2 separate regions of the Homo sapiens genome follow, and region 1 is linked to region 2. The links are chromatin loops, found by intact Hi-C in ENCODE. Cell type or tissue: natural killer cell. All regions are shown on one strand.

Region 1 (5,000 bases), 320 kb before region 2:
ACTATCCTTTTGAGGTGGGGCACAGTGTTTTCCTTTCCCTTCTCAGCCTCTTCCCTGACAGCTGTCTGCAGATGCCCTTCCCTGCCCTGTTCATTTTTCTTCCCGGTGCCCATCCCCAGGAGACTGCGCTGGCGAAGCCCAGGAGTGACAGTGTAGTCAGGTCAGTTCTTCTTTGTCTTGTTGGCTGCTACCTTCTTCAGATTCATTGCTCCCCTGTTTCTGTGTTTTTCCAATGCTTACTGATGTGTTTTTAAGTTTCTTTTTGTATCTTTCCTCATCCCTCAACCTAGTAAATATTGGTGTTCCCCAGGTGGGAGGGGGCGGGGTGGGGGGCGGGGGTGGGTGGGAGGTGGTTTGTCTTTACCTTCTTTTCTTTGTCATGGCGCATGGTCTCGTCAACTTTTAAGTCTCAACAATATTGCCCATATGCCAAGGACTTCCAAAGCTCTGTCTCTTGTCTTCCCCCCTGAGCCCAACTATTGCTTCTGGAACTGGGGCAGGCTTAGGACAAACCACTTTATACTCCGTCTCCTTTAATCCTCACAGTAGACTGTGAGAGAGGAGGAGTGCTGTGGCACCTGCATTTCTCACCCGAGGAAACTGTGGCTTAGACAGGCCCGATATCAGGTCCAGGGTCCCATGTCTGATATGCTTGCTGGACAGACCTGCTTGGACATCCTTTAGGCATCTCCAAGTCAACATGTCCACAATTAAATATCCCATCTTTCCCCTTGACCTGCTCCTCCTCCCATTTTCCCGGTCAGAACTGGTCTTGCCGTTGTTCAGTCACCTGGCCACCATTCTAGACTTTTCTTTCTCCTTTACCTCTTTCCCCACCTCAGTTGATTGCCAAGTCATGCCAGATTGGCTTGGTAAATACTTTCTGACTCAATTTCTTCTTTTCCCCACAATTACCACACTCGTTTGTATCATACATATGGATTATTGTGATGGCCTTGGAACTGGTTTCCATGAATCTAGTTGTATTCCCTCAAATCCATCCTCCATAAACTGCCTGGATGAGCTGTCTAAAACTCAGCCCTAACCTCCCTCCTGCCAGAAGTCGTTTAAAGGCTTCCTGTGCCCTATAAAGTTCAGGCTCCTGGGGAGGGTTCCCAATCGGCTGGCCCTGCCTTCCCCATTCCATCTTCCACCTCTCCTTGCCTTCCAGTTTATGAGCTAAGTACTAATGGACAGACTAGGTTTTCTTGCCTCTGCTCATGTCTAATTCACCTTATTTACAATAAATGTTGGAGGAGGAAGGAAGATACTCCTTTGTAATTTGTACAGAAGGACTTGTATAACATTAGAAAAGATAGGGTTGAATAAGTTACATAGAAAAAATATGTCACTCTCCATGTAACTACAAAGACATCCATAAACAGGCCTGAGCATGCCACATGCACATGTCAGCACAGTTCACAGCATTCACTGAGCACCTGCTGTGGCCAGAGACCACAGTAGATGCTGGGGGTGAAAAGCTCAAGGAGCTCTCCCTGTAGTGAGGGAGGCAGCAGAAACCCACAGTTTCATCATAGGGTAGTTGAGTTTAGGAATAGGAATGGGTACGGGATAGTAGGGGATTGTGAGCCTGAGTATTCAGGGAGGACTTCTTGGAGGAGGTGATGCACAAGTTCTGTCTTCAGGGAAAGTCAGTAGTAACCAGGTCGAAGGTAGTGTAAATTCCTTTTCTCCTTTTTCCTCTTTGGGATTTGTATTTTTCCCATGGAATTTTACCTGTACAGGTCATTTTACACTGGACTAACAATGCTTAAGTGCTTTTTAAAAGCAAACTGTGCCAGATTTATCCCATTGGTAGGAACTTTCTTCATGAGTTCAGAGGCTTTGTCTTGGTTCCCGTTGTATTGCCAGTGCATGGCCCCTGGTAGGTGCTGAGTAAATGTTGGTTGAATTGGATGCCTTGAGGTGAGGCATGAGAAAGGGTTCTCCTCCTCCCCCTGAAGGTGGTGAAGATAGTTGTGACAGTTGAGACTTGCATGGGGCTGACCTTGTGAGGTCCTAAGCCTGGTGACCAGCCTCTGCAGTGTAACTGGGCTGTCTCATGGGAAGGGCAGAGCCTTTCCTACGTGGCCAACTCTGTGTTCTGAACAGGAGTGCCAAACTCATTTGGAGGGGAAGGGAGCGCCCTTTTAAAGCCTCAACTACTAATTAAATTCAAGCAGAAGATGGTGAAGGTGGAGCTAACTCATTTATTAGCATATAATATGATCAACCTAACTCATATAAATGTAGATTATCTTGGTTTGTCTTTTCCTGGCTGCAGAAAAGGCTTGGAGAGGTGCCTTGGATTGTGAGTTAGTCAGTGAGCAGCTGCTTAAAGATTTGAAAAATCCTAGAATATGTCATCTCTGTAGGCTTTATCCTTTAATTAATTATGGATTTTTATCTGCATATATGTGAAGCTAATGATTGACTTGGTTCGGACACTGAATTGTCGGCTTAAACCTGCCATTCCACTGGGCTTCATCACTATGTTCTATGGGTGTGAAGCCTTTGTTTTTTCAGAGACCCATTTCCACCAGCGGGTTTGCACTGTAAGTGTTTCCACAGGAACTCTGCCCTTTGCCAGTGTCACTGTTGTGGCTATGCAGCAGAACCCACAGGGCGGAGGTGTTTCAGCCCTCACTGAAAATGCAACAGATCTTAACATCTCTTGCTGCAAATTTTCCAGTGTGTTCTGGTCTACCTTGGTATCTTAAAACCAGGCTCACTGACTACCACATGAGAAATGACAGTGGGGTGTCTTAAATGATCTGTTGAAGACCAGCAGCCAAAAAGATTGCCCTTAGTGTTTCTCTCTACCGGCTAACATTAGACAATGCCATGTAGAAGCTGCTGTTAGGGTTTGAGAACTGTGTCGCCTCATTCTCAAGATAGCCAAGGAAGTGTCATCTCTGGAGAAGGCAGTTCTGTCTCTTTCAGTTTCTCCATGGATCCGATATTGTTCTGAAAGAGGTGGTTTTACCAATTCGTCTCACACAGACTTCTTGCCTTTACTTTTATCTGACTGCTGACAGGGTGGGCTGGAATATAATCGCTACTTAACTGGACTTGACTTTCAAGGCCTGATTGGCGTTTCCAGTATAGCAGTTGCCTGAGTCATCTAGTTTTGGAACTGATAAATCAAAGGACTGGCTTGGAGGCTAGTGTCCTGTCTGGAGAATGGGCTTAATGTAACTTCAGTTAAGAAATTAATGAATCTGAAATAGTTATAACCCAAGGAAGAGATTTTCCTAAAGAATGTCCCTTTAGAGAAATAATGACCAGTTCCCTCAAAAAAAAAAAAAAAAAAAAAAAAGGAAAAACAGACACTAGACTGGATAGAAAAGACTTACATGTTGAGGCTGATGATTTCTCTTATGGAACTATAAAAGGACTGGACTCTAAGGAAATGAGGGTCTTCAACTTCATTGGTGATATTTCCAGTTGTTCTGGAGCTGTGATAGAACCAGGACTAGAGAATGCAGGGCACGATGATAGATTTTTTTTTATGTAGCACTTTTAAACATAAAAAATATATATCTAATGTGCCAATGCAAGACCTGGCCTTTTTGTAATCAAGTAATATTTTGAGTAATAATTGATTGCACAACATCCTGTGACACACTGTGAAAGAGTAAAATTGGCTTAAAAATTTTAAGTACAAAGACATTTCAGAAGAGTTTTGTCCATAACTTTGTTAGACTGAAATGAGGAATTACATTTGGCACCAGGAAATGGATCTGGATTATTTAGAACAAATGTTTTCCAGGTTTGAATCTTCTATGTGGAAGTACAGCCTGACTTCTTTGCCTTTTCCCTGGTCCGGGATCCTGACAGTCAGTTCTTCAGCTCTGTGCCTCCAGAATTTCATGTTTATGCTGCACAAGGCCTGTATTTTATAATGGTGGCTCTTTTGGACGATGACTTCCTCGATGGTGAAACTTCCAGTAATCTCCCTCATCATACTGAAATGATATCAGTATATCATCAGAACACCATGGAGCTTGTCATTTGAGGGACACAGCTTGCTTGTGTGCTTGGGAAAGAAGAGGTTTAGCATGGTTTCAGGTCAGTGATGAGTCCAATGATCTCTGCAAGTTCCCTTAGCTCTGAGAATTCTGATGTCATATGCACTTCTGCCGCCAGAGTTGCTGCTTACTGGATGCGTAAGAAGAAAGGAAAATAAATGTAAAATGCCTGGCACCACTGAGGAAGTAGGGTGAGGAGTTAAGTTAGACAGTGACTGGCATTTCCCAGCCACACTAGTACAGAAGTGTCCTGTGGTACGAACGGAGGCAGGCTGGGGGGTTCCATTGTGTGCCAGGTGTTTCCATGAAAATAAACTGTTGAGTGCCAGGTATGGCAGCTGCAAACAGGGATTTGGGGGGCAAAATTTAATCTTTTTTTGTGATTTGTTGAATGAAGTGCCTAATGTGTCTCAGTAACTTACTTGAGAGGAAAAGAGCCACAAGCAAGGTAGTGGAGAGTGCTGGATGGTTGCCTTGTGACCAGACCTGTTCTTTTAAGGCCTCTGGAGCCAGCTGTGGGACGATCAATCCAGCAGCTGCAGGTACGCCTCGGGTGACACTTGGGTCTGTAGTCAGCGGGGTTGCCTGTGACTGAGAGTGGCAGAGTGGTCCCTTGCACTGATGAATCCTGACCCTGCTGATCTTTGCTTGGGTGATGGCTGTTTGTGTGCTATTTCTAGAAGTTCCTCCCGCCTGCCTATGTGACCTGTTTTCACCAGATCCAGATTGCTAGCCCCTTAAAGCTTGAAGAACCTTAAAGGTCATCTGGAACAAAAGATTTATTTATTTTTAGCCCGGTGGCCACCCTGAACCCCCCAGTTGATTGATTGAGGCTAGTCTTGAGCGTGCCCTGCTTCACATGCTAGTTTTCCAGTTTCTACTTTGGGAGAATGACCTTATCATTAGGCTGGCCAAGAGGGCTTCTTTCTGTTCCTGTCACAGTACTAGGCTGTATACTCATTCACCCTC
Region 2 (5,000 bases):
ATGCTATGAAAAGCTTTAGTATTTGATACATTTCAAGGGAGAAAAGGCTGAGTTTACTTATTTTGAAATGCTATGTGTCTTTGTACTTAGGTGAATACATGTGAGTATATTTTAAATTAAATTCCTTTCAACTATTTCAACTATTTTTACAGACATCATTTACTGAGAGGACAAATGGGTAATATAATAAAAATTGCCATGGGTGGAGGTGAAATGTTGTAACTTACAAGCAGTAATTTATCTTCCTGCTGGCATGTCAGGATATGGTGATGACTACACTTGTTGTTCAAATTATTTCCTAGTAACAACCTCAAAGGAAACCATGTTGAGTCTGAAACCATCTTGCATTTGAAAGCCTGTGTGGCCTTCTTACAGATCACATTTTCAAAGAGGTCAGAAGTCAATGTATATGTAGAATTTCAGACACTGTACCATCTTCCACAGGGATTACACTCAGAGGCCTAAACATGTCACAGGAAAAGTTGTTAGACTGTTTAAAGAAAATCAACAACCAGGCACAGTGGCTCATGCCTGTAATCCCAGCACTTTGAGAGGCCAAGGCAGGCGGATCACTTGAGGTCAGACATTCGACACTAGCCTGGCCAACATGGTGAAACCCCGTCTCTACTAAAAATCCAAAAATAAGCCGGGCATGGTGGTGGCGCATGCCTGTAATCCCAGTTACTCAGGAGGCTGAGGCAGGAGAATCGCTTGAACCCGGGAGGCGGAGGTTGCAGTGAGCTGAGATCGTGCCACTGCACTCTGGCCTGGATGACAATGAGACTCTGTCTCAAAAAAAAGAAAAAAAAAGAAAAGAAAATCAACTGGAAGAGGGTAAAAGGAAGCAAAATCTCTCTGCAACATTGGGGAGTGAATTTGCACAAAGGACGTTCCAAAACATCCATGAAGTTGACTGGAAAAAAAAATAGAAATACAAATGTAAAGTTTAAAGGAGCCCATGAACCTAAGGAAACAGATACTGGGGATTTTTGAGCTGAATACAAAACCTCTGAGAAGCAAAAGAAAAAATATGTTTGCCAAGAGGCGTCCTTTCCATATCTAAAGCAAAACCCACAAATACCCATGAGTAATATCATGCAGGTTATGAAGTTCCTATGCAAAACCAGCAACATTTTCATAAACCAGAATTGTTGGAACAGTTGCAGATATTCATTTAAAAAAATCTGACTGTATAACAGCTCTGAAACGCAAAGCTAGGCCACAAAAGTACATTTCACCACATATGTCAATTTTCTTGAACCCTCTCACTATCAGAGTTGCCCAGGTTTTAAAGTTCCAAAGTTAGTAAAGAGACTGTGAATCAGACACTAAAATATGTTCTTCTACTTTGTACTGTAGCAATGCCATATTTAAGAAAAATATGAAAATGAAACCAAAAAGCAAACAAGATTGTGGAATTCCCTGACATTGTATTATATTTTACCAGCAGCCTCTGTATTACACACTGGAATAGCTTAAATGTGTCTTTTTCAATTAATTTCCCTTTTTTTCCAGAAGAATAAAGAAGTACATTTATTACAGTAAATAAAGTTGGCATTGCTCATATTAAACAAACAGGATGTCTGAACTGTATGCATTAAAAGATTTCAGAATGACAAGGCAAGCAAATTACACATATTAGTGCTTATGCTTTCAGAAAGAATGGAATGCTCGGAAAGTACTAAATCACACGTAGGTACTAGAACAAGAAAAAAATGACAAGGGTGTAATTGGTGGTGAGGGTGGGAACTTTTTCTCGCTTAAAATACATTGGGCTCATTTGTGTCTGCAATGCATCAGTTCCCAGTGCAAGAAAAAAAAGCCACGAATATGGACAGACTCAAAGTCTTCTCCAAATGGAAGATCCAAATCAGAACCTTTGAGGAGGTTTGCCTCAGCACCTTCTGTAGAAGTGGTTGGCAGACACACAACTAGACACAAGGTAACATGGTAGAGCAGTGTTGAGAAGAGGATCCGCAGTGGTCTCCACTGCCCTGGCGGTGACCTTCTCCTCTGACTGTTCTGTATGTAACGGGACTGGCTTGTGCAGGCTGTTCAGCAAACCATAGGTCTGGTTTGCTATCCCCTGATCTTGTAGGTCATGTGATTGGACAAGCTCATTTGCCCTTGGGTGGATGGTGTTCAGTGACCCATCTTGCTGAGTCATGCTAAACCTGTTGAGCATGCAGCCTTAGTGCTTTAATGAAAGTGCCCTTCGTTGCATTTAGAAACAGTGACCCACCCTCTCCCTTCTTTGCTCTGTGTCTAAGTGTCATTGACACAGGACAGGGTTCCACACAGGATGTGATTCATATGAGCCAATCTTGAGTAGGTTTCTTGTGGTTTTTAGTTTTGTTTTAGTCAAAAGAAGGGAAACTTAACCATTTCCAATAGGTTTGATGAAGGTAAAAGCATTTCCCTCATTTTTCTGTCCATGCAAAAGAGCATACTGGGAGACCACAAAAGCCAAGGCGATTTGTGGGCCTATTCCCCCATTTCTCCCACCAGGTGTGGGAAAGAAGCAGAAATTTATGGCTTTGAATGGATTCTACAGATGCCAGAGTATAAGAAATTTCTAATCATTAAAAAGACCTCAAACGTGGCCAGGCGTGGTGGCTCACACCTGTAATTCCAGTATTTTGGGAGGCTGAGGTGGGCGGATCACCTGAGGTTGGGAGTTCGAAACCAGCCTGACCAACATGGAGAAACCCTGTCTCCCTTAAAAATGCAAAATTAGCTGGGCGTGGTGGCGGGCGTCTGTAATCCCAGCTACTCCGGAGGATGAGGCAGGAGAATCGCTTGAACCCAGGAGGTGAAGGTTGCGGTGAGCCGAGATCATGCCATTGCACTCTAGCCTGGGCAAGAAGAGCAAAACTCTGTCTGAAAAAAAAAAAAAACCCACAAACTTGTAAGGACCTTTAGAGTTGACCGAACACTTTCACATTAGTAATTTCATTTGTGCCATACAGCTTGCCCATGAGATAAGTCAGGGTTGGCCTCCTCTTTATGTGAGTTGATATTTTTAAAAATTAGAATGTACCGTAATACGCGTCCTGTATAAGTGATGTTCATTGTACAAGTAATTTTCATTGTTCCCCACTAGTGTAGATAAGGAATGTCCATAGGAAATTTTGTAACAGAGGCCATCCTCCAGCCCCCACAAATACATGCCTCACCCTACCCCAGTATATATGGAAGAATATGTTCAAGAGAAAGTGGCTGTTCACACCTTATTTTAATTTTTCTGAAACAGGAAGCAGGCAGAACAGCGGGGAAAAGGGAAGCTAACTCCTTCTTCCCCTTTCATTTTCTCTGGGGCTATGATGCAAAGCAATGCTACAGAATATTTTAACCCCAGCCAATCACCATAAGAGAACACATAATTAAAAGCATCAGAGGTAAGAGTTAAAGAAAATGATTTTCTAAGCTGTTTGCTTGTTTTGAAATAGAGACAGAGTCTCAGTATGTTGCCCAGGCTGGTCTCTAACTCTTGACCTCAAGCAGTTCTTCCACCTTGGCCTCCCAAAGTACTGGGATTACAGGCCTGAGGCAACACATCTGGCCCTAAGCTATTTTTTAAAAGACAATGTTTAACACATGATATGAACATATGTGTGTGGTAAGTAAAGTAGAATGAGATTTCTTTATTTTTTCTTTTTCTTTTCTTTTTTTTTCTGAGACAGCGTCCCACTCTGTCAGCCTGTCACTCAGGCTGGAGTGCAGTGGTACGATCATGGCTCACTGCAACCTCAGACTTCTGGACTCAAGTGATCCTCGTGCCTCAGCCTCCCAAGTAGCTGGGAATATAGGCACCCACCACTATATCCAGTTAATTTTTTTTATTTTTGCTTTTTAGAGAGGAGTCTTACTATGTTGCCCAGGCTGGTCTTGAACTCCTGGCTTCAAGCTGTCCTCCCGCCTCAAACTTTCAATGCGCTAGAATTACAAGCATGAACCACCTTGCTTGGCCGAGATTTCTTTAAATTATTTGCTCTTTGTTTCAGAGTTTTTAAAAGATTACTCCTTATGTATTTTGATGACAAAACTCCCCCTCAGGTTTTGGGCAATTTGTCTCACAGAAAAATCCCCTTTTCTTTCTTTCAATGACGTATCATCACTTGAATTCTATAAATGCTATTGGCCTTTTTGGCAATCATCACAAAACTATTTTTTATTATTTTGAGCATCCTTGAGGATTATTTGAATCTCTCTATATCTATTCTTGTCACATTCTCTCTCTCTCCATCTGTTTGTCTTTATGGGTTCCTCTTTCTCTCTCCATGTCTGTCATTTCACCCTCTCTGACTTTCTCCCACTACACGCTATCCCTTCCCCACCTCATTCCCGTTAACTGATGTCCTTTATGTACCAAGAACAATATCAATTCATAAAACATTTCCCTCCCTGGGCTCCCTCATATCCCTACTCTACTCTTCCCACAGTCTGCCCCAAAATATCTTTTACAAGTGCTTGAAGAGTCACCTTAAAAATCAGGTCATCAGATGTATGCCAATAGTGAAAAATTTGAGCTGATCCAAATGTTTCTCAGTGGGAGATTGATTAAATAAATTGCGGTGGGTTTATTAAATGGAATACCATACAACTATTAACAGTGCAACCATTTATTGACATGGAAGGTTGTTCATGACTTTTCTTTCTTTTTTTTTTTTTTTGAGACGGAGTCTCGCTCTGTCACCAGGCTGGAGTGCAGTGGCGCGATCTCAGATCACTGCAACATCCACCTTCTGGGTTCAAGTGATTCTCCTGCCTCAGCATCCCGAGTAGCTGGGACTATAGGTGCGCACCACCATGCTCAGCTAATTTTTATATTTTTAGTAGAAACGGGGTTTCACCAGGTTAGCCAAGAAGGTCTCAATCTCTTGACCTCGTGATCCACCCACCTTGCCTCCCAAAGTGCTGGGATTACAGGCATGAGCCACTGTGCCCGGCCTCATGACATATTTTTTGCATGAAAAAAGTGAATTACAGAGCAATATGTT

The links. A loop is a pair of places that touch in the nucleus more often than their neighbours do. Peaks named below come from ENCODE experiments on the same cell type or tissue, not always from the same donor. Only the 100,000 strongest peaks of a DNase experiment are listed, where the experiment ranks them.
Region 1: it touches region 2 in a loop (1.9-fold over the local background); 4 of 110 quality-filtered maps call a loop at or near these places.

Annotation. Positions count from the first base shown.
Region 1 is chr14:61,340,057-61,345,056 of GRCh38, forward strand. All of the region lies in intron 1 of PRKCH (protein kinase C eta), which reads left to right. Among named protein-coding and RNA genes, the nearest start is that of PRKCH-AS1, 20 kb to the left of the region's middle. RefSeq lists an enhancer at 1,974-2,033 and a silencer at 2,593-2,722. In natural killer cell, no CTCF peak of the experiment used is centred here; DNase peaks (open chromatin) are centred at 1,435, 2,005, 2,625, 4,185 and 2 weaker places; H3K4me3 peaks cover 404 bases; H3K27ac peaks cover 4,855 bases.
Region 2 is chr14:61,660,515-61,665,514 of GRCh38, forward strand. No RefSeq gene overlaps it. Among named protein-coding and RNA genes, the nearest start is that of HIF1A, 32 kb to the right of the region's middle. In natural killer cell, no CTCF peak of the experiment used is centred here; DNase peaks (open chromatin) are centred at 317, 1,067, 2,227 and 3,277; H3K27ac peaks cover 3,903 bases.